6 separate regions of the Mus musculus genome follow, and all the other regions are linked to region 4. Evidence: chromatin loops called from intact Hi-C (ENCODE). Cell type or tissue: left cerebral cortex. All regions are shown on one strand. Region 1 has its middle 24 kb from the start of Gm33964. Region 2 has its middle 3.2 kb from the start of Gm16013. Region 3 has its middle 12 kb from the start of Aipl1. Region 4 holds the start of Wscd1 (WSC domain containing 1). Region 5 has its middle 47 kb from the start of Gm33249. Region 6 has its middle 21 kb from the start of Aipl1.

Region 1 (4,000 bases), 75 kb after region 4:
CGGCACTTAGAATCGCCAGTGTTAACTTACATGCTATGCAAGTAATTGCTAAATTGCATTGTTTGGGGAATGAAGAAAAGGAAACGTATATATATATATATATATATATATATATATGTTCAGTAAGGCATTTTTCTCAAATGTGTTCAAGCCATGGATGCTCACACACACCCTCACACACCCTCACACACGGGGTGACAACTGTGTATGAGACTAACAATAGATGTTGACAGCTTCTCTCCCTCTTTGGAAAGGATGCAGGAATAATTGTGGGGAGAATAGAGCTGCACAGTAGGTAAATGATGACGTTATGAGGGAAGGGCATGTGAGCTGCCTAGAAAGGTTCACTGAGCCTGAGGAATTGGGGTGGGGTTTCTGAGGACATCTGTTATACCCACCCTTGATACTGGATGGAGCCAGCATGGGCTAGATAGCATATGGCCCCAGACTTAGCCAGACTATGTATCACATGGTCCCCAGAGCCACAGTGTTTTGTCTGTTAACTCATCACTAGATCACACTTGGAAGGGAGACACCATGTTCAGCAGAAGCTGGCCCCATATCCAATCATTTCACTGAGCAAGAAACCAGCTTGTCTCTGTTCATGCCTCTTATGATTTAAGTGTGTGTGTGTTAAAGAGGGTGTGTCTATAATTGAAAAAGGCTGTAAGCTTTCAGATACTTGTTTGTGACTTGTTGGTAGATGTCACTCTGTGTTGGGGGTGATGAGGGAATCCTTGTTGACATGGTAACAAGAATCTTAGGGCTACCTCCAAATATGTCAGTTTAGGACAGGGGTTTATGCTGGGGACTTAATTCAGCACCCAGATCTAGAAAGCTCCTTGAGTCTGGGCTGGGATTAGAAAGGAAGAAAAACGCCTGTCAGAAGCAGGGAGATATCAATTTTGCCAGACCCATGAACAGAGGTGAGAGAAATCACAAGCTTCTTAGGAGGCACGGCAGCCATACTGGCTTTGTATAGGTGTCTTCGGCGGATTGACTAGCAGAAATTCGATCTTTCACGCTTCTGGAGATTAGAAGTCTTAACACAGAACATCAGCAAGTTTTCTACCTCCTGGAAGACTCTGAGGGATTATCCGTGCATGCCAGGGCTTCTTTTAGTTTCTGGTGTTGCCTGCAGTATTCAGAGTGCCTTGACTTGAAGTTATCTGATTCTGACCCCTCCTTCTATCGTTATCCTGCGCAGCTCTCAGGGAGGGATATTTCTGATGATGGCATCTCACTTTGAATACATCTACAAAACACCTTATATCCGAATAAGGTCACATTGACAGACAGTGAGCGTTAAGACTTCAGCATATATATATATATATATATGTATTTGGCAGGGAAGGGGAAGGGAGGGGAGAATGTGACTTACATCAAGCCCCTGCCACAGGCAGTTGAAGCTTATCCATGAGGCAGCTGAACAGGGAGGACAGGCACAAATCCAAGCAGGCTTCTGTCCCATGGGTGATACTCAACCCCAGATTTGTGGATTCTGGTGGACAAGACTGGTAAGGCAAAAGCAAGGAAACCCCGACCTTAATACACAAGGACGGGTAAGGGTGAGCTCTCAGGAACAAGGGGGCCAACGTAGTGATGGAATCTGCAGTGGGGGCGCTTCTGACCCAAATCCCTTCCTTGGGCTAACTGAATCTAATTCCCCACTCATATGAATCTCATTTTAAAGGTAATAAGACTCAGAGGTTTTCACTATGAGGAAAGAGCCAGGAGAGGAGAGGGGTAAGCAGGGGCTGAGATGCAGGCAAAGCTGACAGCGCCCCCTAGGGGAAAAGCATCCCCTCTGTAGTGTACCCTGGAGTGCTCAAGTCTGGCCTGTAAGGCAAACTGCAGGTTGTCCATTCATTCTAGACAACTCATCCATTTTTGTTTTGATTTTCCTCTGAGATGACTCACTGGTCTGAGCACGTTCCCCCTGCATCAGGAATGGGAGCCACGGAGAAGTCTGTGGTTCAGCACCCTCTAAAGTCATTGGTGACCGTGATGGAAGTATCTGGGGGTCAACAGTAAAAGACGGGGGCGAAAATTATTCAAGCTCTTAAAAATGGGATAATAAGGTAACTTTCCTCCTCCCGGTATGAGCTCATTTAATTGTAGAGATCTTAATAAATTCAGCCTGATTAACTCCAACCTTGTGGGGGAAGGTTATTCAGTGTTGTGGAATTAATTTCAACAGAAGCCAAAAGAAGGAAAAAGTCAGAGTGAGAAGGAAAAAAAAAACTTCCAGTGCAGAAAAAAGAGGAGGTGTGTGTCCAGGTTAGCCCTCTGGAGAGCATCTATTGATGGACAATAGTGGCAGGATGACTTCTGAAGCCAGACCATGGCCTTCTCAAACCTGCTGGAACCCCAGGCACTGCCTCCAGAGCTCTGACTTGGTTGATATATTCCACAATAAAGAGCTGTGAACCCCCCAAGGTCTGTAGAATGATCCTGAACCTCTGTCCTGCCTCAACCCACCTATCTCCAGCTCAACCACAGTGCTGCTTTGCCCCTGGCTTTAAGTCCCTGCTACTACAGTGCTCTGGAGTCCTTTATTTAGCAGTTACTTGAACTTGGGAACATTCATCTTTTGGACTTTGGTTTGTAATCCTCACTGGGAGAATGAAGTACTTGCAAGCAGCCTAAGGAATAGGAAGGCTTGGGTCTGAGTCTCTGTTTGCTGTGTGTGTGTGTGTGTGTGTGTGTGTGTGTGTGTGTGCATGTGTGTTTTGGGGGGTTGTTGTTTTGTTTGGCCTCTCCCCATGGCCTATATAGCTAACATATACCATCTGGAGTTTTCTATGTCAGACTGCTCACGTTACCTGTTGAGTCCTTAATGCTGACCTTGACCTACAGGTCATCCTGAATAATCAGAAAAAGAAGCACACAACCTAGATCCTTCCTTTTAAAAGTGGGGTTCAAGGGAATTGAGGGTTACTGGCTCATGTTCAAAGGGTAATGAATTATACCCACACTCAGGGCCAATATGGCTTCTAATACATTTGAGATTTTAAAATATGCATTAATTAAACAATCTCTACTCTTCTACCCAGGTTCAGAGCTCACTTGAAAGAAAGCATCAGAGAGAGGACTCTGACAAGGGATAGAAAAGAAGGACAGAGGACATGCTTCCTCTCCCTTCCAGGCAAAGCATTAGTGCTGAGGATAATAATAATAATAATAATAATAATAATAATAATAATAATAGGACTAAAACATAATAATAATAATAATAATAATAATAATAATAATAATAATAATAATAATGGGACTAAGCTGGCGCTGAGTTTGGGGACCCCTGACTTCACCACAGGACAGGGTTGGTTAATGGTGTCACCTTGGTGGAGGTCAAACAGGACAGTGTGTTGTCCTCCAGTCTGTGTCCAGCTGAGCATCCCTGGCTGCTTTCCTTGCTGAGCCCCACAGCCCTGACTTAGTCACTTTCTGCAGCTGATTGGCCATCAGGCCTAAAAGCCACACCTCCCCCGTGACTCAGAACTCCCTTCCCCTGCTGCTGGGTCAGGTTCCTACTCTGATTGGCATGGGGGGCTGTGCAGGAGTTGCTCAGAGTCCCTCCATTCCAGCAAGGAATCTACCTCTGAAACCTGTTCTCCCCTTTGCTTACAGATTCCAGATCCCCGTCCTGTAGTCTCAGTGCCAAGGACACCTCCTTGAGGCAGCACAACGCCAGATAAACACAACCCCAGAGATTAAACAGAAGACGGCACAGCATGGAGAGGAAGGCATGCCGGGAACTGGGCAGAATCCAAGGCTTGGAGCCCACAGGACACTTTGAGGCCTCACAGCATCCAGAAGTCTTGAATACTCCATTCCCCCTCTCCTTCTTACTCTAATGTGGCTACATAGAAAACTTTCGGAACTGGCACCCAGTGGCTACTGCACCATGCCCTTTGCAAGGGGTGGAGGTGTCAGACTGACAGAATGTAGGATCTCCTGGGAGATGGACCCCTGTCAGCCTTTGGGGGATTATCTTGAT
Region 2 (4,000 bases), 310 kb after region 4:
CAAGTATGGGATGTGTAAATAATCCCAAAGGAAGTGTCAGTAATGGGCTGCGTCTAGACAGAGGTGGGAGACAGACCAGCAAGGGGGGGGGGGGAGGACACTTGACCACTACTAAGTCTTTGGATTTTGTAGATGTTTTTGTTGTTTGTTTTGTTTTGTTTTGTTTTGTGTTTTGGGTTATTGTTGCTGCTGCTATTGTTTTGAGAAGTGAAGCCCCAACACTATATCCCTGGGCATTTCTATAGTAATTTTCTTACTTCATGTCCCATGAGGGTGGGGTTTGAAGCAGGCAAGGAAGGGATTCCATTTCATCAATGGAAATGAGAAGGAAAGTCAAGTCTCAGCAGCTCAGAAAGATAAAATCAGGTCTGCCCTACACCTCAGATCAGCAGTTCAGCACCAGCCCAAACAGTGGTGGTGATCCAGTGTCCACTAGCACCACTCCACACTGGTCCCTCTCTGGGCACTAGCACAGGCATAAAGCCACACACCCCAGGAGAAACAGGGCGCAGTAAGTCCCTAGAGATTATTTGGTTCTACCTGGACATTTTACATATTGGCAAAGAGAGTCTCCCTGTCTCCGTCTCTTCTGTTTCTGATGGGATCTTCACATCTCTGGGGGGCGGGGGGGGGGGGATAAGAGCTTAGAGCAGTGGTTTTCAACCTGTGTGTCAAGACCCTTTGGGTAGACACCAATCGACCCTTCCACAAGGGTCGCCAAAGACCATCAGAAGACACAGATTTCTACATTATGATTCATAATAGTAGCAAGATTACAGTTAAGAAGTAGCAAAATGAAAATAATCTTAGGGTTGGAGGTCACCACATGAGGAACTAGTTTAAAGGGTCACAGTGTTAGGGAGGTTGAGAACCACTGGCTTAGAGGATTGAACAGCACATATAGGACCTGGTTTTGCAGAGCAGGGGGTAGGAAGCACGACTGCCTGCTAAGTTCAGGCTGTCTCCAGAGAGCAGCCAGGAGGCTCTTCCTTGCCATGTCTGGCAGGGACTCTGCAGTCTGACTGGAGTAGCTAGCTGAGTTCTCAGAAAGCAAGAGGCATCTCGCCCTCAGGAAAAGCCAAAGGGCTCTGCGCCACCCAGGCCGTTTGGTGCTTGCTCTGCAATGGTGCATGCTAGTTGCAGATGGCAGAAAGTGAGAGTTTCCTCTAAAACGGATTTCATGCCTGAGCTGGGGTGGGGTGTCTCAAGCTCCTTCGCTACTCATCCCATATGCTTCTTCTTTCCAAAGTTCGATGCCTTCGGAAGGGCCTGAGTGGCTGCCGCGTTAAATACCTACCCCAAACCACATCATCCTAGATTGGTTTTCCAGCATCCAATGTGCCCATGGAGGCTAGCTTTTTCTCTTGCCGGAGTGCCTCTTTCCCCCTTCTCACCATTAGGCCCCGCAAAAGGCAACTAAGAACCGCGTGGGAGGGAATGAAAGCCAGCTCCAGATGCTGGTGAGCGAGCTGAAGTGAGTGGGACCCGCGGAGTCCCACTTAAGCCATTTTCAACTTTGCTTTGAAATGGGAGCGTCTGTGAGCCGCGCGCTGAAAGCTCCTGCAATGAGTAATGTCGCAGAGCGAGCACGAAGAACAAATGGATGCTAATTATTTTGTGCAAGGCGAGACACGCGGAGAATTTAAACAGGGGGTCTGACAGAGCAGATGGTGTGGAGTTGAGAAGCTCGGGGAGGCCAGGCTTCACGCTCCGTGGAAGAGACCGCCCAGAGGCAGGGATCTACTTGGTACCCCTCTGCACAATGCCCCAGCCTGCATTCCAGCTCTGGTCTCCTGCTGGCTTTGCAGCTGGCCCTAGCTGAGCTTGCCAGCTTACTCTGTGCACTGGGAAATCCTGGAGGCTGGAAAGGAGGGAACACCCAGCAGGCACACAGGGAGCCTGGTCAGGGACACCTTAGGGCTTTGGGGATAAATCTTTCAAGGAAGAGTCACCAAGGCTTAAACTAGAGGACTAACGGGTCCTGTTCTCCACTCCCTCACAAGAGCTGATCAAGGACCTGTGGTTACCTCCCTCTCCTCGAACCCTCCTGTCAACCTTACATGCCACCCCTTCATGAACAGTCTTAGTCCCTGCGACTCTGTCTTCTGAGGATCCTCATTCTCCCAGCTCTGGCCATCTCCTGTGGACCTTCCTGGTTTGATGTCACATTCTCCATACAACCTCTGTGGCCACCTCCCACCAGCACCCCAGCTCTGGACATCCAACTTCCTACATTTGTATACAGACTACCACCCTCAAGAGCATAGGGATTGAATTTCTCCAGGACAGGAGCCTACTCAATTCAATCAAAGGTCAACTGGAGTTGGGTTTTGAACTCACTTGCCAAATAGATGGCCCCCAGAGAGCAGGATGAGCCCATGACTGATCCTCAGCACACGGGCGGCAGCTAAGGGTGCTCGGTGAGAAGAAGTGGGCCATGAGGAGGTTCTGACTTCCTACTGTCTTCCATCTACTCAAGACACATAGCCCCTTGAGGATCAAAGACATAACAGGACAGAATTCCCCTAGATGAGCCCCCCAACAACCCAGACCCCATACCTGGAAATAGGTAGTCAGGCACAGGGAGAGGCAGGCACAGTTATGGACAGAGCCACGTCAGAGGCAAGTCTCCCTATGATCAGTGCTGTGTCCCTTTGTCCACATGATGGGATAAACTGGGATGCATGGCATTTGTATCAGGCTTAAGGAGTGCCTGGGGCCACTGTAGGTGCTTCACACTGGCTTCTTCCATCAATCCTTTCCACGGTCCTGTAAACCCAGGAGCTATGGCCATGAGTGTATTTTTACAAAAAGGAGTCAGGATGGGAGTGATTAAGAAACTTGGCCAAGGTCACACAGCAAATAAACTAGAAGCTGGGGTGGAAATTGTGAGTGTACCTGTGGCCATTTGACACAGAGATCAACGCTGGTGTGTTGCTCACTTGCATGCACAGGAGTGCTCACCCACAGGAACTTCCCTGGCCTCCAGGAGGATGCTCAAGGCAGGGGTCAGCTTTCCAGGGAAAGGGATAACCCAGATGTGTTTCTAAGCGATCCCCTCAGTCATCTCCATCAGCCACATCCATTAGTGTTACTGATGGAACTATTGCCCTGAGCTTTTCAAATACATAAAACATCCTGAATTTCTCCCACACTGAGATAGTTGGTATGGAGAAAGCATATGAACATTTGAGTGAAGAAGATCTGAGTTCTGGGGTCAGTCATTTCTGATTCCCTTGTTAACTGTATAGCCCTGAGCAAAAGCCTCAATCTTTCCGAGTCTATGTGTGACTACCCAGAATATGGTGAACTATCTCAGCACACACACAATGCTGAGCACTAGGAAGTAGGAAGCAGATGGATATAAAATATACTCTAAGGAGAGCAGCAGAGGGGGCTGGTTAAAATGGGGACACAATGTCAGGTATCCTCAGACTGCACTGGAGAGGCCCGAGGCAGATACCATGTGACTAGAGAAGCCCAAGCTAGAAGTGTATGGGGAAGACTTAAGTAGGGAAGGGCAGAGGGTTTTCTTCATGGGGCTTAGGGTACAGGTACTGAAACAGGGCTGTGAACCCCAGAGCTGCAGAGCACTAGGGAGCTTGAGGACCAAAGGCCATCTTACAGCATCTGTCCTGAGAGTTGCAAATGCCACCAGCAGGTAAGGAGGGGGACGTGACAATTAGAAAAAAAAAAAAGACTTCAGAAAGACCAGCATGAAAAACTGGGGAAGGTGTTTAATTCACCCCAAGGGTTCCCTTTCAGAAAGAAAACACTATTCATATTCAACATGCTCTCTCTTGCCTTCCCTCTTCCAAGATAAAGTAGAGATAAAAGCATAGCCGCTGGGTGAGAAAGGCTAGATAGACCACTCATGAGCTGAGAGCATAGAGTTCTCAGCGGTGGGACTGTAGTGCAGTTCCCAGCACCACATTGGGCACCTCACAGCTCCAGGGCATCCCTGCCCTCTTCTATCTTTTAAGGGCACCTACACTTACGT
Region 3 (4,000 bases), 280 kb before region 4:
CTGGAGACAGCTCTCTCTCTCTCTCACACACACACACACACACACACACACAAACACACACACATCACTAGATCCTTCCCATGCAAAGCTGCTAAATCCTGGCATCATCACCATATCATGACAGTCATGAGGAGCCTGGTTAGTGTCCAGTCTTACTTTGTTGAAAGCAGACATCTAGACTCTCCCTCCCAGGGCCTTGCCTGGGTTTGTAGCTGGAGGCCCCATGTTGAACCTTGATCCACTGGTCTGTGAGTGGTGGCATCAGACTGTCTGTCTGGGAGGCCATTTGGAGCTCTCCCTCCCCCTCCCACCTCTTCCCTGAAGGCAAGCACTCAGGCTTACTTCCCATGCTCTGAGTCTGCGCAGCTCTTGGCCTAATTTCGACCGCTCTGTTCCTTCTGCTGTTCTCATTAGTGAGAGACTGTGACGAGCAAGGAATCTCACCTTCCCTCTCACCACCAATAAAAATATCATCTGAGGATCAGCCTGAGTGCTTGTGTTTCCTCAGCCATGTCAAGGCTGTCGGCTCCCACCTGCAGGGTAGAGGTGGCGCGTGCTGCGTGCGTGCGTGCGTGCGTGCGTGCGTGTGTGTGTGTGTGTGAGTGTGTGTGAGTGACTGATATGTCTCCCCCAGTGAGAACCATGGGCACCCCTTGAAAAATTCATAACCATGCTGCCTGGTGAAAGTTAGTAGTCCAGCCTGCTGCTGGGCAGGAAAGGGAGACACAGTGTCTATCTGGCTGGGGTCATGACTACAGGCCTTCTAGCCCCTTCTGGTGTAGCCAATGAGGCATCCAGACCCTAGGTAGGGAAGGCAGAGGTTTGTTTTTGTCTTTCAAGACAGGGTTTCTCTGTATAGCCTTAGCTGTCCTGGAACTCACTCTGTAGACCAGGCTGGCCTAGAACTCAGGGGCTTGTCTCTGCTCTCTTGCCTGCTGGAATTAAAGGTTGTACACCATCACCAAGAAGGTGGAGGTTTGGGTTAATTGAGTTCCACAAAGCTTACTGGTGGATGGAACCCGTTAGCTCCCTCTTTCGGCAGATGGCTGTAAATACAATTTCTGCAGCTCTGCTCAGCCTATCAGTGCTGTCCACAATGCATTCATGTTCATTAGAAGAAAAAAATGTGTGAACGTGAATGTCTTCTCACCATCCTCGGAAGGACACAGGTACCAGAATCAGATGGCCAGGAGCTTTGTTTGCTCTACCTCCATTTGTGTTCAGCTGGGTTCTGCGCTGTAGGATTCGAGATGTCCTTCACCAAGGCTTCTCATAAGCCATGCAGAGAGTCCAGGCAGGAGCTGACGTGGCCATTCCTCTTTTCTGAGCATCTATCTTGAGTCTTCCCTCCCTTCAGACTATTTTTTTTTGTCACCCAAGAAGGGAGAGTTGTTTTTGTGATTTTCAAGGGCCCTCCTCATGACAAAGGAGGTAAGCTTGAGACCCAGGGAGGACAGGGGTATAGGGCTGCTCCAAGACTGAAGGTCTGGGAACCGGGAGTGTTGCTGTGTAATCCAAGGCCTGGGAGTCAGGACAGCTGGAGTGTAAGTTCTATGCCCCAAGCCCGAGACAGGCAAGCAGGAGGGAAGGTGGACTTGCTTGTTCTAGTCAGACCTTCAGCTGACTGGCTGAGGCCCACCCACAGGAGGAAGGTAATGTGCTGTGCTCAGTTGGCTAATTTAAATGTCAGCCCATCACAAATGCCCTCATATAGATGCCAGGGATAATGTTCACCAAACATCTGGCACCTGAGGGCCCATTTAAGTTGATACAAGAATGTCACCTATCAATTCTGGAGGCTAGATGCTGACTATCAAGGCATCAGTGGGTGGAACCTCTAAGGTTTAGAGTGAGAAGCTCGATCTTGTCCCAGGCCAGTCCCCTGAGTGTTTGCACTCACTAGTGTCTTGAGTTCTAGACACACCGCTGTCTCCACACTTTCCTTTTAGAGCATTCTGAAGGCCCTCACCTGAGAGGGTGTTACTGTCACGACGACGAGGCATTTGTCTTTCATGCTGCATGGGACAAAACAGGACAGATTAGATACAGAGTAGGCTGGGCATGGGGCTGGACTATGGTCAGTCTAGGCGAGGACAGGGTTGGGGTGGGGTGGGAAACCTATATAGACCAGGATGTCTTAGGAGAAAAGCTAGGTGCTCAGACAGGATCTTGGAAACCAGTGAGGAGTCTCTGAGAAGGGAAAAGATCAAATCAGCTTTCTAGAAAGATCTTTCTGTGGCAAGTTTGAGCTTGTATTGAAGGAGAGAAGCATTGAGACTCCTGCAGTAGCTCAGGCAAGAAACAGTGCTGCCAGAGAGGAGACTGGTGAGGTGGGTGCAGCTAATGTGGCAGAGAGGCTTGGCACTGGCTGTTGCAGTTGTACACAACACCACACGCAGAATCCCAGCCTTCCCACCTTTAACCTCATTGTGTCTACTTTAGATATGTGCAGTGCTTACCGGTTCCCAGTAGGTGGCAGGCAAGGGATTGAAGAAGGCACCTCTGTCTGATTTGCATAGATCCCAGGCTGACCAGGTCAGAAGCCGGAGTCATCTCAGAAATCCCATGGATTTGATTTTGAAGGACAGGACTTGAAGACATCCAGTTCTGACTCTAGACAGTACCAGGGGTCAGAGTCAGTGACAGCCAGATGATCTTGGAACCCTGTGCCTTTCTCTCCAGCTGAACACTATTCATTAAAGCAGTTTATAAAACCAAGGGGCTAGGGCTAGGGGGTCCCTGGTTAAGGTAGAAGGATGGGAAGTGTCCTTTGGGCTGGACATCCAGACAGTTTGGAGGGATTGAGTTTCATTCTTGGTGCCCTAGACAAACGAACCTGTCAAGGTTTCCCGGGGTTCTGTCTTGTAGGCAAAGAAGAGGCTCCCCTTTCAGCTACAACACAGGCTTCCTGTTCCTCTCTCTAGTTTATATTTTATTTTTACAAACCTCGATAGTTATTTCTGTAGTTTCTGTACAGGTTTAAACTCCCACCCCATTTGGCTGATGACAGTCATTCTGACTGGGGCAAGAAGGATTCTCGAGGCTGTTTCAATGATCATTTTCCTAAAGGCTGGGGATGCCGAATGCGTTTCAGTCGTTATGGACCGTTCGAGTTTCTGTTTTTGAGAAGATGTGTTCTTTTTAGCAGCTCATTTGTTCACAGGGTGATTGTGTTTCTGGAGCTTTTCTGCTGAGCCCCCCCCGCCCCCCCCCCCCCCCCGCCAATCATGTTCCTCAAGTAGCCTGCAGGGGGCACTGTTGCATGCTGGCATTTTGGACCTCGATTCAGCTGATTTTTATCTTTTCAGTTTTTTACAATGCATCTCCCACTTTGCAGTGAGAGGTCTGACGGTAACCTATTCGGAGCCGGGGTTTATGGCAGCAGGCTTCCTGGCTTCAGACTTGAGCTGTCATTCCTAGCGGCCTGGTCTCTCACAACTTGACCTGTAGCATTGTGCTCCCAAACTCTGCATGGTGACATGTCGGTGATTTCCAAAAACTATGTATAACTGTTCCTCTTTGTTTCTCTTGGCTGTCCCCTTGCCTCCGACAAGGGGGTCACTGTTGCCAGTCTGTGTTACATTGGCTATAAATCACTGATGATAATGATCAGCCAGGGGTCCCCTCAGATACCATAACCTGTCCTCTGTCTCCACATATAGGGCCAGAATAGAATGGAGGCTAAAGAGCAAGGAATAGTCAGACAAGCCTGGGTTCCTAACCAGCTCTCAACATTTACTAGCTGCATGGCCATGTGCGCGCACACACACACACACACACACACACACACACACACACGCTCAATTTAAAATCTAGATTCCTTAGGTGAAAGAACACGGTGTGATGTTTTTCCTCTCCAAGTCTGGCTTGTTTCAATTGACAAAATGATCTCTGGCTCCATCCCTTTCCCAGAGAATGTTATGATTTAATTTTTCTTCCCAGATGGATAGAATTCCACCATGCATAGGGGCCACACTATCTTTATCCAGTCATCTGTTGA
Region 4 (4,000 bases):
TAGGAGGGAGGCTGTGCGCACCCCAAAACCTGCCCTCAGCCCGACCGGGGAGTCAGACCGGACGTCCCCGGGATTCCGGCGGAGAAGCGGCTGGTGCAACTGCCTGTGCACATCCAGCCAAGACCAGACGTGGTGAGATGCTACCCACACATCCGCCACGGTCCTGGCGCGCCGGCCCCGGGAAGGCGCCTCGCCAGCGCGCCCTGCGCCCCAGCAGGTGCAACCCCGCGCCCCCAGCAGGTGCAACCCCGCGCGCTCCCAGTCGCATCTACACAAACTTGTTTGCCCGGGGCGGGGGTAGATCCGGCTCGCAGCCCGTGCTAGGGTCCTGGCTGGGAGACCTCGAAGACAGGACTCACCCAGCGATCACAGCCGATTGGGGCACCCGCCTTCCGGGGCGCCAAGCCCGCAGCCCGCAGTGCCCAAAGCTCAGACGCCTGTAGCAAGCGCACCCGCGCTCCCAGGCCCGCGTCGCGCAGCTCCCCGAGGCTGCGGACTTCCGCGCTGAGCAGTGGCGGAGCGGGCGGGCGCCCAGCTGAGCCGCGGGCGCGGAGTACAGCGAGTGGCGGGCGCAGAGCGGGCGAGCGGGCGCCCGGTCTGCACATGCTCACTCGCGCGGCCCGGGGACAGCGGCCGGCCTCCGCCGGGTCCTAGAGGCTTCCGCGCACCCCCCTCTTCTAGGCTCCCAGGAAGGGTCGCAGCTTGGCTTCGTGGCGGGAGGTATGTGGGTGATCTGTCCGGGCTTGCGAGACAACGCACATACCGCGGGTGACACGCACTACTCGCCACCGCCAAGACAAGACGTTGACCACTCTGTTGCACCCGCCCAGCCACAGCCTACCACTGCAGCCTAGCCGGCTCTAGCACGCACCATGGTGCTCACACCAGACGCACACAGGAATACACTGGGCATCGCCACTCGCAGCAGTACGCCGCCACACTCAGATGCAGACGTGGTGGCAGACGCACAGTGGCTGATACAAATACACACTGAATCACCAGACACCCACACTCACACACTCTGTACTCTGCTCCACTCACTCAGAAGCAAGCTAGGACACGGACAGTTGCACACACATACAGAGCCACACAAATTTGTACCACTCTAATGTAAATACCCAGGCACACACTGGATTACTGTCCCATACTGGGGGAGCTAGGCACATTCACCTAACTCTCCTTGACACACAGCCACTCAGAAACAAGCACTTGCTAGAAACACACACACAATTTGAGACAGTACCACAGAATTACAAAATGGCAAAGATACTCACACCATCTCCTTACACACCTGGGGTTCTGCCAGCAGCTTATCACTCTGCCCACATTGACACAGGGAGACAGACCTTCTTGATATAGAGTGTAAAGGGACATTGCCTCACTGGTACACACACACACACACACACACACACACACACACACACACACACCACAGAGAGGGGGGGCACATAGGTCTATATACAGCCCTCCTTTTAAATAAAGACTTACCCCACTGGGAAGCTCTGCTCCCCCTTTCGAAGCCCCCAAGTCACAGCATCTACCCTGCTCTTCCTTAAACAACAGTGGGTATAGTTCTCACCCAAGACTGACAGCCAAGATGTTCTTGGAGGCTGCTGGATGCTGGGGACAGGATGAGAGGAGGCATCAGGAGCAGGTGGCAGTGGCTCTAACGGACTTCCTGAATGGAAGTTTTTTACTTCCAACTTCCGCTAGGGGCAGAGCTGCTCAGCCACTCAGAGAAGTGGGCTTTCAACAGGTGCAGGGCAGCAGTGGGGCTTGGAAGGGGACCCGTAGAAAGCTTCTGGCGGTGCAGTCGAAAGGCACCCTGGTGGGGAAAGGGCTTGTTGAAGTTTACACAGAAGAGTCTTGGGTCTGGGGATGAAGGTTGAACTCTTTGGAGCCTTGGGAGTTTTGGGTAGGAGCAGAGGGATTTTGTGCTATCTCAGCATTCCAGGCCTGCAAAGAAAGTATCCTCTGCATAGCCTTTAATCATTGTTATCAGCTGTAACTCAATGAATCCTCTTGCAATGTTGTCTTGTGTTTGAACCCTCTTCAGGACTGACTGCATAATTTATAGGGTCCAGTGGCAAAAAACAAACAAACAAACAAATTATCCAAGATGCAAAGGTATAATTTTTTTAATTTTTTAGTACATATTTTCCTCAATTACATTTCCAATGCTATCCCAAAAGTCCCCCATACTCTCCCCCCCCCACTTCCCTACCCACCCATTCCCATTATTTTGGCCCTGGCGTTCCCCTGTACTGGGGCATATAAAGTTTGCGTGTCCAATGGGCCTCTCTTTCCAGTGATGGCTGATTAGGCCATCTTTTGATACATATGCAGCTAGAATCAAGAACTCTGGGGTACTGGTTAGTTCATAGTGTTGCACCTACAGGGTTGCAGATCTGCAAAGGTGTAATTTTAAAACAGAGTTTAGGGTTATTGGGAAACAGACTCTTGTGTCTTGCACAGGCCGTAAGTCCATGAAGTCACCCATGACCCTCTTATATCCTTTGTCCCACTTAATAGTTATGACAAACTACCTTCATTTGCATCCACTTCAAAGACAATGCTCTTGATGCACAAAAGGAGATGGTTGCCCAAGGGTTGCAGTGAGGACAGCCCTGAGAACCTCCAGATGCACTCCTCGCGATTCTGGGCACTGCTCTGCAGCTGCTGCTTCTTGGGAGGAGATGTCACCTAGAGCAGCAGCCACCTGAGATGTGGAGCTGAGTTGTCTGTGTGAAGTGTATGAAGGGTGGAGGGGATGTTAAGGGAAGAGTCCCGTGTCTGATTGCACCTGCAACGCGCAGCATGCCAAGAAGCACCTCCTGGTCTCCAGGTAGGTATGCCTGCCAACTTGACAAGAGACACTACGAAAGGAGGTACAAGGAGGAACCCATAGAGTAGTGAGTTGAGAAGGGCGTGGGAAAGGCAGTTTGGGTGTCAAAATGGGCATGAGTATTTCTGTGTTGGAATAAAGCCTTCCTCTTTAGCACTGGTTGCAGATAAAGGTTCAAGAAGCCAGCTTGGGTAGCCCTGATAGCAACACCCCTTTCAAACCATGCCAAGCCCCTCCCTGTGCCTAGATCTCCTTGCCACATAGCTAAGATCCACTGGCAGTTGGCTCCATATCATTTTCCTCCCATATGTTAAAGGCATCCTAATGCCCCATGGACTTCTATGGTGGTCCCACAACAGTGTTGACACAGATCCAGCTACTCCTGCCTGAGTAATGCGGTCACCCCTGCTTCCCCTGCAAGGCTAAGACTAAGAATTAAAATAGTCTCAGCTCGTACTACTCCTGTCTCGCTGGGTTTGCCTGTTTATTCCATCTGTCCCTGTTTGTGACTTTAATCATTAGATCCCAAGTTTATGTGTTGCCTTCTAACTCCAGCTCCTGGGGTTTTCCCCTCCCCTCCTCCATTCTCCCTCTCCCTCCCCTCCCCTTCCCACCTCTCCCCTTCCCTTTCCTCCCTTTCCTTTGGCTGGCCTCTCCTCCTTTCTCCTTTCATGTCACTGAGAGCGACGCCCATCCTGTGTTAGATTCCTGTTGAATACTGGACACCGTTGATCCAGTCCACTACAGAAGCATCTGGCATGGAAAGCTGGACAAGGAATGGCCCCCCACCCCCAATCTGGACCAATATGTGTGTACGCAAAGCAGCACCGGACACAGCATGCGATCTATTTTTGTAAGTATTCCATGCAAGGGTTTTTCCTGAGGAGCAGAAGTGCCACATGCTGTTCAGTGTTACCCAGGCCCCCAGGTTTGTAGTGTCTGCCCCTTCTCCAAGTAGCTCATTGTCCAGGAGGCCAAAGGAAGTCCAGCTAGAGCAGCCGCCCACTGTCCACTCCCCAGGCCTCACAAGATTGACTACTCCTTTCACTTTACATCTTTTCTGGCTCATTGTCCTTTCTTTAACCTTCAAAGGCCCCACAGCTAGAATTTGAGCCCCCAGATATCCAGGGGGAGTTTCTCTCATATAGAGCTATT
Region 5 (4,000 bases), 410 kb after region 4:
AGGGAAGAAAGCAACCAAGAATCCTACCCAACTATAATGCCTATGAACCTTAGCAATGACCAGAATGGCATGATAACCCTAAGGATGTAGTAGTGGCACAAACACCTTAGTGGTAACCAAGAGCTCAATAACAAAGACTGGCTCAACAAAGGATTTATTCCTAGTCCTGGAAACGCCCATGCTGCCAACAGCCAGAGCTAATGGAAACCATGGATTTTGGAAGAGAATGTCCAACTGCCACTTTACAAAACCAGCATAATCCCTAACTACATTTTAAATATTTGTCCTTATAAGTATAGTCCCCACTCCTCATCAAGAAAATTCTTTGCAGCAAATGAGGACCATTATAGAAAAACCACAATAAATCAAAATACAGAGTTGTGGAACACAGTCCCAACTGATAACATCCACAACACAACATTTTCAGAAATGAAACACAATTATTTGTGTCAACCCTAGCTGAAAACAAAACAAACAAAATTTTGCAAACCAGAGGTTGTGGAGGATTTCATAGTGGTAGCTATCTAAGCTGTGAAAGCCTGGGAATGGCTCACAGATCCACTTTTATAGCATGCACAAGTCCTAAGGAGCCATGCCCAGAAACAAAGAAGAGAAACCAGAACACTAACTTTTGACAAAGGCCACAGACACATTGTTTTAAAAGCAGTTCTGCAAAAACAGTTGCTCAGCAACTATCCAGTCAACTCTTTACAGACACAATCCCTGTTACTACTTATGGTGGCCAGTACTACTGTTTTTAAATATGTGATATAAGCCTTCTCCAGCTTCCTCTAAAATTCTTCTTGCCTCACTCCTCCATGGTTTACTATGGCACATGCCTTCCTTCTGTCCCCCGATCTTTCCAGATAAATATTCTGTTTGGAACATATTTCTGGTTTTTAATTTAGACTGGCACTGCCTAAATTCACAGAGATTAAAACCATAAGACACCGTGAGTCCCAATATCTTCCTTCGCTTTACACTAAAGAGGAGCCTAGAACAAAGAGAAAGGAAGGCATGGGGAAGGTGGGTGGGAGGTTTGTTAAAAACAAACAAAACCCTTCCAATTTACATAGTTCAGTGAGTTCACTGTTTCGCCTAAGCCTGAAAATATACCAGTATCAGGAAATGAAGTGTCAAATTGTTGGGATTGTGTTGTTGTACTTCTGTTGCTAACCACACATGGAAATGGTTTCCCACATCACCCATCCTGCAAGGAGGTTGATTTGGGCTTTATGTTAGGAAGTATACAGACATGGGAAGAACTTGTTCACTCTCTGAGGGGTGGAGGCCAGAAAGACCATGTCTCCTAGAGGTGGAGGTGGCTGGAAAATCTTAGCCCTGAGGAATGATCCCACTGGTGACAGCTAGGGATTAGTCCAGCTTCAGAGATGGCCTCCAAGAGCAGGGGCAGCTGAGAACACAGGAAACTGCAGCCAGTATGAGTGACTTTCTCCTGTATCTACCGTCCTTTCTGCCTAATCCTTCAAGAGAATCCTGTTCCATCATATCTCATATTCTGGTCTCAGCTATGCTCCTGGAAACAACATTTTAGGGGTGCTCAGGTGAAGAACAGCAATGTTACAATTGGTGGCTTAGAAATGGACAACAGCTCTAGGAATCTTGGGAAAATAAAGATGGGCATAGTGTCCAACAAGACAGGCTGTCCAAGTAGCCAGTGGGAAGACTTAGAACTGACTCCAGACTCCCCACTGGACAATTTATGAACATTCTTAGAAATAACTGAGAGGAAGGGACATATGAAAAGGCTGGTGCTATAAGTTGCCAGGGTAGGGATTCAAGTCATTATAATTTGAATAGAGAAAGCAAGCATCCTTTCTTATATGTGGATTATCCATTAATTTCCGGTTGAAACAAGCAAGAAACAAGAAATCATTTTTAAAAATGTACTTCTAAAAGGCTCTTCTGAGAGAGAGAGAGAGAGAGAGAGAGAGAGAGAGAGAGAGAGAGAGAGAGAGAAAGCAGAGATTCAAGGCAACAGAAGTGGGTGACTTTCAAACTTCTGGTCTCAGAAGAGAGACAGCCAAAGGGGCTTTAGAGTATAAGAATTCAATAAACAGAAAGTACTTGAGTGTCATCTAGTGGCCGTATTTGATATCTGCTTAGAAGGATAAAAAAAATTGTAAAAGAAAGAAAACTCTCTCCAGATCTGAAAGCATCTCTGTGTTGATGTTGTGTGCACTGTCTCAGGCACAGAGATGGAGATGAGCCAGAGGAACACATGACATGACCAACAAACAGGCTAGGTCTTACATTCCAAGAGCTTCCATGATATTTTAAGGTAGAAGTCATGCAGAAAAAAATAAAATGAGGTAAAGTTCTAGAAGTGTTGTTTCATAAGAGGGATGTACCAAGCAAGCCTTTGACTACTCTTTATTTCTAAAGAGTGTCAAAGCCAGTGCATGGTCTCTGAATTGAGCATGGTCTCTTGGTGTGTTCAAGGATTAAGGTGACCAAGAGGATCAAGGCACAGGGAGGAAAGTGAGGTAGAGTGTATTGCCAAAGAGCTAGTGGAGGTGGGGTGGGGGTAGATCATGTCCCATGGCTGGTGAGCCTCTATGGTGATTTCAATAATCTGTAGACAGATGGTTTAGACTAGGGTGAGATGAACTGACTATAAGATTAAGTGAAGACTGTGTGCATCAGCAGGGAGAGTTATAGAGCTAGACCACTGATTTCTTTGAGCACAGTGAGAAGGATCATGTTCCAAGTCTATTTAAAAGACTGTGTGGTCAAACAGGGAAGTGGCTCAGCAGGTGAGAGCATTTGCAGCACATGCCTAATGACCTGAATTCAATCTCTAGAACCCACATTAAAAGCTGGGGAGTGCAGCATGCATTTTTAATACTCCCAGTACTCCTATGGTGAGACGGAAAGTGGAGACTCCAGTAAGGTAGAATGTGAGAAATAGCTATTGAATGTTGTCCTCTAACCTCCACAGGCACAGTGGCATCCATACATCCACTGACTCAACCAACCAACCAATCAGCCAACTAGCTGTCCAACCACCCAACCAACCAGCCAACTAGCCATTCAACCAGCCAACCAACCAGCCAACTAGCCATTCAACCAGCCAACCAACCATCTGACCAGCCAGCCAACCATCCAGCCAACCATCCAACCAGCCAGCCAGCCAGCCAGCCAGCCAGCCAGCCAGCCAGCCAGCCAGCCAGCCAACCAGCCAACCAATGAATTTAAAAGTTAAGAAGTATAGTGGGGTTGTGTGATAAATGCTTCCCAGACAAGCACAAGGACCTGAGTTCCATTCCTAGCACCCAAATAAAAAGCACGAGGAATCTAGAGACAGGAGGATCCTTTGAGTTCACTGGCCAGCCAACTTAGCTTAATCACTAAGTCCACTAAAGGAGTCCCACATGAAGACCCAGCTATGCAACTGTTACATATATGCAGAGGGCCTAGCTCTATCCCATGCATGATCTCTGGTTGATGGTTTGGTTTCTATGAGCCACTATGGGCTCAAATTAGTTGATTTTATAAGTTTTCTTGTTTGTCCTTGACCCTTATAGCTCCCTCAATCTTTCCTCCCTCTTTTTCACAGAATTACCCAAGCTTAATGTTTGGCTATAGGGCTCTGCATCTGTTCCCATCAGTTGCTGGGTGAAATCTCTCAGATGACAGTTAAAATCATTAATAGTGTCAGGGGTGGTATCTCTTTCATGGTACAGGTCTCAAGTTGGGCCAGTCATTTGTTGGCCTACCCCTCAAATTCTGCTTCATCTTTTACACCTGCACATTTGTAGGCAGGACAAATTGTGGATCTAAGGATTTGTGGCTGGGTTTGGTGTCCCAGTCTCTCCACTGAAAGTCTTGCCTGGTTACAAGAGATGGCATGTTCAGGCTTCAAACCCTTATTGTTAAGAGTCTTAGCTAGGGTCATCCTCATAGATTCCTGGGAGTTTCCATTATCTGAGGTTTCTAGCTCATCCTAAACAAGCCCCCCCCCAATTCCAGTTGTCTC
Region 6 (4,000 bases), 270 kb before region 4:
TTTGGAGCACTCAGGGCATTTGAAATAAAAAAGAGAGAGAGAGAGAAGAACGGCCATTGTGTTGCCCAGGGGATTCTACTGTGCTCAGTCAGCACTTCTGCTTGGTAGCAAGAAACAGTGACCCTGCCTTGAGCCCATGCTCGCCAAGGCCTTGCAGCCTACCCCAGGGTCAACACAAAAGTCAGAGCCATGACACCGTTTTGCCTTAGGCAGTATAAAGTTTGTTTATTGACACTGTTCTTAGCTTTGGGAGCTGGAGAGATGGCTCAGCAGGAAGAGAAGCTGGAGAAGAAAGTAAGGGCACCTTCCCATGAAAACCAAGTTGCTCTGTGAGTAAATCTGAGTGGAGAGGAGGAAGCGTCTAATTAGAATGATAAGGACATCCCCAGCCCGCTCCCCCTTTGTGCTGTATTGTTCAGACGGATTTTATTTTTCAAATTGCTAGTTTAAAAAGACATCACTTGAAAGGTACACAAAGATCAGCCCTCAGTTTTCAATTTTGGCTCCAATCTGACTGTAAGGGAGCATCCATTGCCAGTGGTGGTCCCCCCTCCCCTTAGTCTGCTGCAGTGGCGTTAAAAATCCACTCAGGGAGGGAATACATATTCAGGTTTGTGTGAAGAAAAACCAAAATGACTAAGTGCAGTGTGAACCATTTAGAGAGAGGAGAAGCTGGGCCAGAAGGGAGGAACCTGGGTACCTGCTGTTCCTTACAGAGTGGTGAATCACAGGTCTGAGTCTCCTGCAAAAATGCCTGCCAGGCCTTCGCCGGATGGTTGAAGCCTAAGTCATAGGTGGGCTTGCTGTGTAAGTGTGAGGCCGCGCGTGAGCGCCATGAGCAGCATGTAACTCTGTAACCACAGTGTTGGGAATGGGGAGAAAGGGGGATTGCTGGGGGTTCTGGCTTCAGTTGAATTGGTAAGTTTCAAGTTCAGTGAGAGACCTGCTTCAAAAAATAAGATGAGAATTGACAGAGGAAAACACACACACACACACACACACACACACACACACACACACAGAGAGAGAGAGAGAGAGAGAGAGAGAGAGGTCTTTGTTCTTGAAAGAGTGCAGAATTGCAGAAAAATATACTACATTTATTTCTAAAATATCCTACCTGGCAATTAGCGTGTAATAAAAGAAAGGGTGCGTTTAAACTGAAGCAGCTCTATAAACAGATACTCAAACATTAATTCTAATTTAATTGCTTTACTGTGGGCACCGTGGAGATTTCAGACCACGGAACAAGCATCTTCTGTACACTCGTTTAGCTGAGCAGCATGCCAAGCACTGCCTTGGCTGAGTGACTGATGCACACACCACCCAACCGCCAACAATATACCCTCTGGCAGGCTCGAGATCCCCAGCTTCTCCTGGGGCTTGGGACAACTAACCAATGCTGTGGGCGTGGCTGCAGAGGCCAGGTAGCTAGCACACGGAGGTAAGGAATCAAAGCTGTCTCACGGGACATCATTTTAACCTCCCCCAAACCAGTTGTCAGTTTTGTTACAAAGCCTGGAGCTGCAGACTTCAAGCGCTGTCTATTCCTGTCCCTCGAGAAGAACAGACTTTTCCTCCAGACCCTCGTTCCCAGCTCCTTCACACTCCCATCCAGCTGGCACAGCGGGAGTCACCATTTTGTCTGTTGATACTTCCTGTTTGTGCCATTATGACTCATTTCTGAGCTAGAGATACAGGGCAACCCTTCTTTGCCTGTCCGTGATTGGGGCTTTCTTCTTCTGTTTCGTTTGATCTCATCATGTCTCCATAGCTTTGAACAGCGGGATAAACTGATGGGTCCCACATTGCTATCTCTAGCTCACGCTCCTCCTCCAGTCTCCAGACTGCGTGGATATCCTGTCATCTACTCAACACACCCATCTGGCCATCTACTCAGTTCCCAATCTCAGTACTATGAAAACACAACCTTGTATCCTCTGCCCACAATGGCTGATGCTCTCCTCATCCCAGTTCCCAGAGCGCCACCTGCTGGCTGTACAGAGGGTGGGGGTGCGGGGCGGGGTGGGGGGCTCTTTCTCCCCTGGCTCTCAGCTCCTCTACATACCCATTCAGCTTCTGCAAACACCACCCATTATCTGTCTATCACCACCTCTCTCTGCTGTCCCCTCAGTTCATGTCCCATTGGCTCTCCTTGCCAGATATCACAGAGTGCCCCCATAACTGGTCTCTCTCTTCACCACTACTCCCTGACAGTCCATTTCAAGACAGCAGTTGAGCAGTTCTTTTGGAATAGGAGTTCAAGTACAGAGGCTCCTCTGGGTTTTTCTGTGGCCATATGAGTCTCCACACTGACGCACAAGGCCAAAGGCATGGGGGGTGGGGAGACTTTCTGACCTTCTGGGTGCTCTCCTGTCTTAGTTAGGGTTTCTATTGCTGTGAAAAGACAGCAGGACCGCAGTAACTCTTATAAAGGAAAGCATCAAGTTGGGGGGGGGGGGCATGCTCACAGTTTCATGGTGAGGAGTACACCAGCACACAGGCAGACGTGATGCTGGAGAGGTAGTGAGGAGTCAACAAATGGAACCTCAGGCAGCAGGAAGAGAGAGACACTGGGTCTGGCTTGAGCATTTGAAACCCCAGAGCCCACCTGAGTGGCATACTTCCTCCAACAAGGCCACACCTCCTAATACCTCTTAAATGGTGCCACTCATCAATGACTACCAACGTCCACTCCCTGGCCCCTATAGGTTTGTAGATATATCATAATACAAAAATGCCCCTAGTCCAACTTCAAAAGTTCCCATAGTCTCTCACAGCTTCAACATTGTTTAAAGTCTAAAGTCCACCTCTCCCTTCTCAGAACTTCCTCAGTCACTCTGCCCTACTCCTTCCAGATACCTACAGGGCTTCCCTGTCCTGGGTTCAGGACTTTTCCAGCTGCCTTTTCAGATTGCTCTCCTTGAAGCCCAGCCTCCATCTTCCCCTTGCACTCCCATCCCCATGTCATTGTCCCCCTAACACTAACATTATCTCTGACTTATCACCCAAGTTCTTGAACGGTGGGTCATGCCGTGTGGGGTCCTGTAATCAAATGTGGGTGCGGGCTGCAAACAATTTGGCAACAATAAAAGTTTCTGAATATTCAACAGTCAAGTTTAGTTCAAAATCAAATGCTCATTGAATCTGAGGTGCTCCTGGCAGTGCTCAGCTGCCTTGCCCACGTGACTTGGCTCTGAGCACATAAGAGTTGTAGTGTTCCATGACACCAACCAACACTACTCCACCCCTGGCTCGGATCTGAGACTGTTGTAGATTCTGCACTGCAGTGTTTCAACTGTGCATATAAAGGGCTCTGTCTGCTCTTATGGAAACACAGAGTTTTGCTCACAGAACACAAAGAATGTTCGCATTTTCTGATCCTCTTCCCTTAGCATGTGCCAAAGAGGTGTGGTTTGGAATGTATAGAGTTAGAATGTTTACCTTAAAAAATAAAATCTCTCTTTGAGTGGTTGAGTTGAATTCTGTTAAAAAAGAACTTGTCGGATGAAGTTTGGCTTCATTAGGACAGAATTCCCAGCAATCTTTGAGGTGTCCTTAAATATTGGCATTTTGGGCTATGTATTTATGCCAAGTGACATTCTCAGCATTGATTGTAAAACGCTGATCAACTCTGAAAGATCTTGAAGACGCCCTGTGTCCTGCACTATCAAAAATTCAGTCAAGATTTCCTTGAGTAAAAGTAAGCCACACATCCATCATCAGTGTGCAAGCTTAAACTGTACACACCGATAGGTTGCCTCAGAATAAATGTCTTTATAATGCATCATCATTAAATGCCTCATTTGCATACCTATTTTACATGCCTATGGATCTGGCTCCTATCCAAGTTTCCTGGGTGAAAAGAGGTCATGCTTTGAAAGAATTTAAGAGCTCCGTACTGATGTGCTGCAGGTCCCGCTGGCTTCCAAACTGCCCACCTTGTTAGGAGGTACATGCAGGTAGATGTTTTGTTTCATGTACCTCTACATTCCCTAAGTGC

What was found. Hi-C counts contacts between places; a loop is a spot of excess contacts. Peaks named below come from ENCODE experiments on the same cell type or tissue, not always from the same donor. Only the 100,000 strongest peaks of a DNase experiment are listed, where the experiment ranks them.
Region 1: it touches region 4 in a loop (2.5-fold over the local background); 7 of 42 quality-filtered maps call a loop at or near these places.
Region 2: a loop joins it to region 4, with 2.5 times the contacts of the local background. A loop is called at or near these places in 4 of 42 quality-filtered maps.
Region 3: a loop joins it to region 4, with 7 times the contacts of the local background. A loop is called at or near these places in 7 of 42 quality-filtered maps.
Region 5: it touches region 4 in a loop (2.6-fold over the local background); 5 of 42 quality-filtered maps call a loop at or near these places.
Region 6: a loop joins it to region 4, with 5 times the contacts of the local background. A loop is called at or near these places in 7 of 42 quality-filtered maps.

Annotation. Positions count from the first base shown.
Region 1 is chr11:71,672,336-71,676,335 of GRCm38, reverse strand. No RefSeq gene overlaps it. Among named protein-coding and RNA genes, the nearest start is that of Gm33964, 24 kb to the right of the region's middle. In left cerebral cortex, CTCF peaks have their summits at 1,790 (motif pointing left) and 2,534; a DNase peak (open chromatin) is centred at 1,786.
Region 2 is chr11:71,437,729-71,441,728 of GRCm38, reverse strand. No RefSeq gene overlaps it. Among named protein-coding and RNA genes, the nearest start is that of Gm16013, 3.2 kb to the right of the region's middle. In left cerebral cortex, a CTCF peak has its summit at 1,806; DNase peaks (open chromatin) are centred at 1,183 and 1,627; H3K4me3 peaks cover 553 bases; H3K27ac peaks cover 2,374 bases.
Region 3 is chr11:72,023,082-72,027,081 of GRCm38, reverse strand. No RefSeq gene overlaps it. Among named protein-coding and RNA genes, the nearest start is that of Aipl1, 12 kb to the left of the region's middle. In left cerebral cortex, CTCF peaks have their summits at 1,035, 2,474 (motif pointing right) and 3,280 (motif pointing right); DNase peaks (open chromatin) are centred at 331, 1,054, 2,489 and 3,338.
Region 4 is chr11:71,747,589-71,751,588 of GRCm38, reverse strand. It overlaps Wscd1 (WSC domain containing 1), which reads right to left and starts at 574. Exons shown (of 9, transcript NM_001357965.1): 1 at 360-574. In left cerebral cortex, a CTCF peak has its summit at 1,713; DNase peaks (open chromatin) are centred at 125, 667, 923 and 1,699; H3K4me3 peaks cover 1,275 bases; H3K27ac peaks cover 1,259 bases.
Region 5 is chr11:71,335,719-71,339,718 of GRCm38, reverse strand. No RefSeq gene overlaps it. Among named protein-coding and RNA genes, the nearest start is that of Gm33249, 47 kb to the left of the region's middle. In left cerebral cortex, a CTCF peak has its summit at 2,107 (motif pointing left); a DNase peak (open chromatin) is centred at 2,174.
Region 6 is chr11:72,014,702-72,018,701 of GRCm38, reverse strand. No RefSeq gene overlaps it. Among named protein-coding and RNA genes, the nearest start is that of Aipl1, 21 kb to the left of the region's middle. In left cerebral cortex, a CTCF peak has its summit at 1,994 (motif pointing left); DNase peaks (open chromatin) are centred at 718 and 1,698.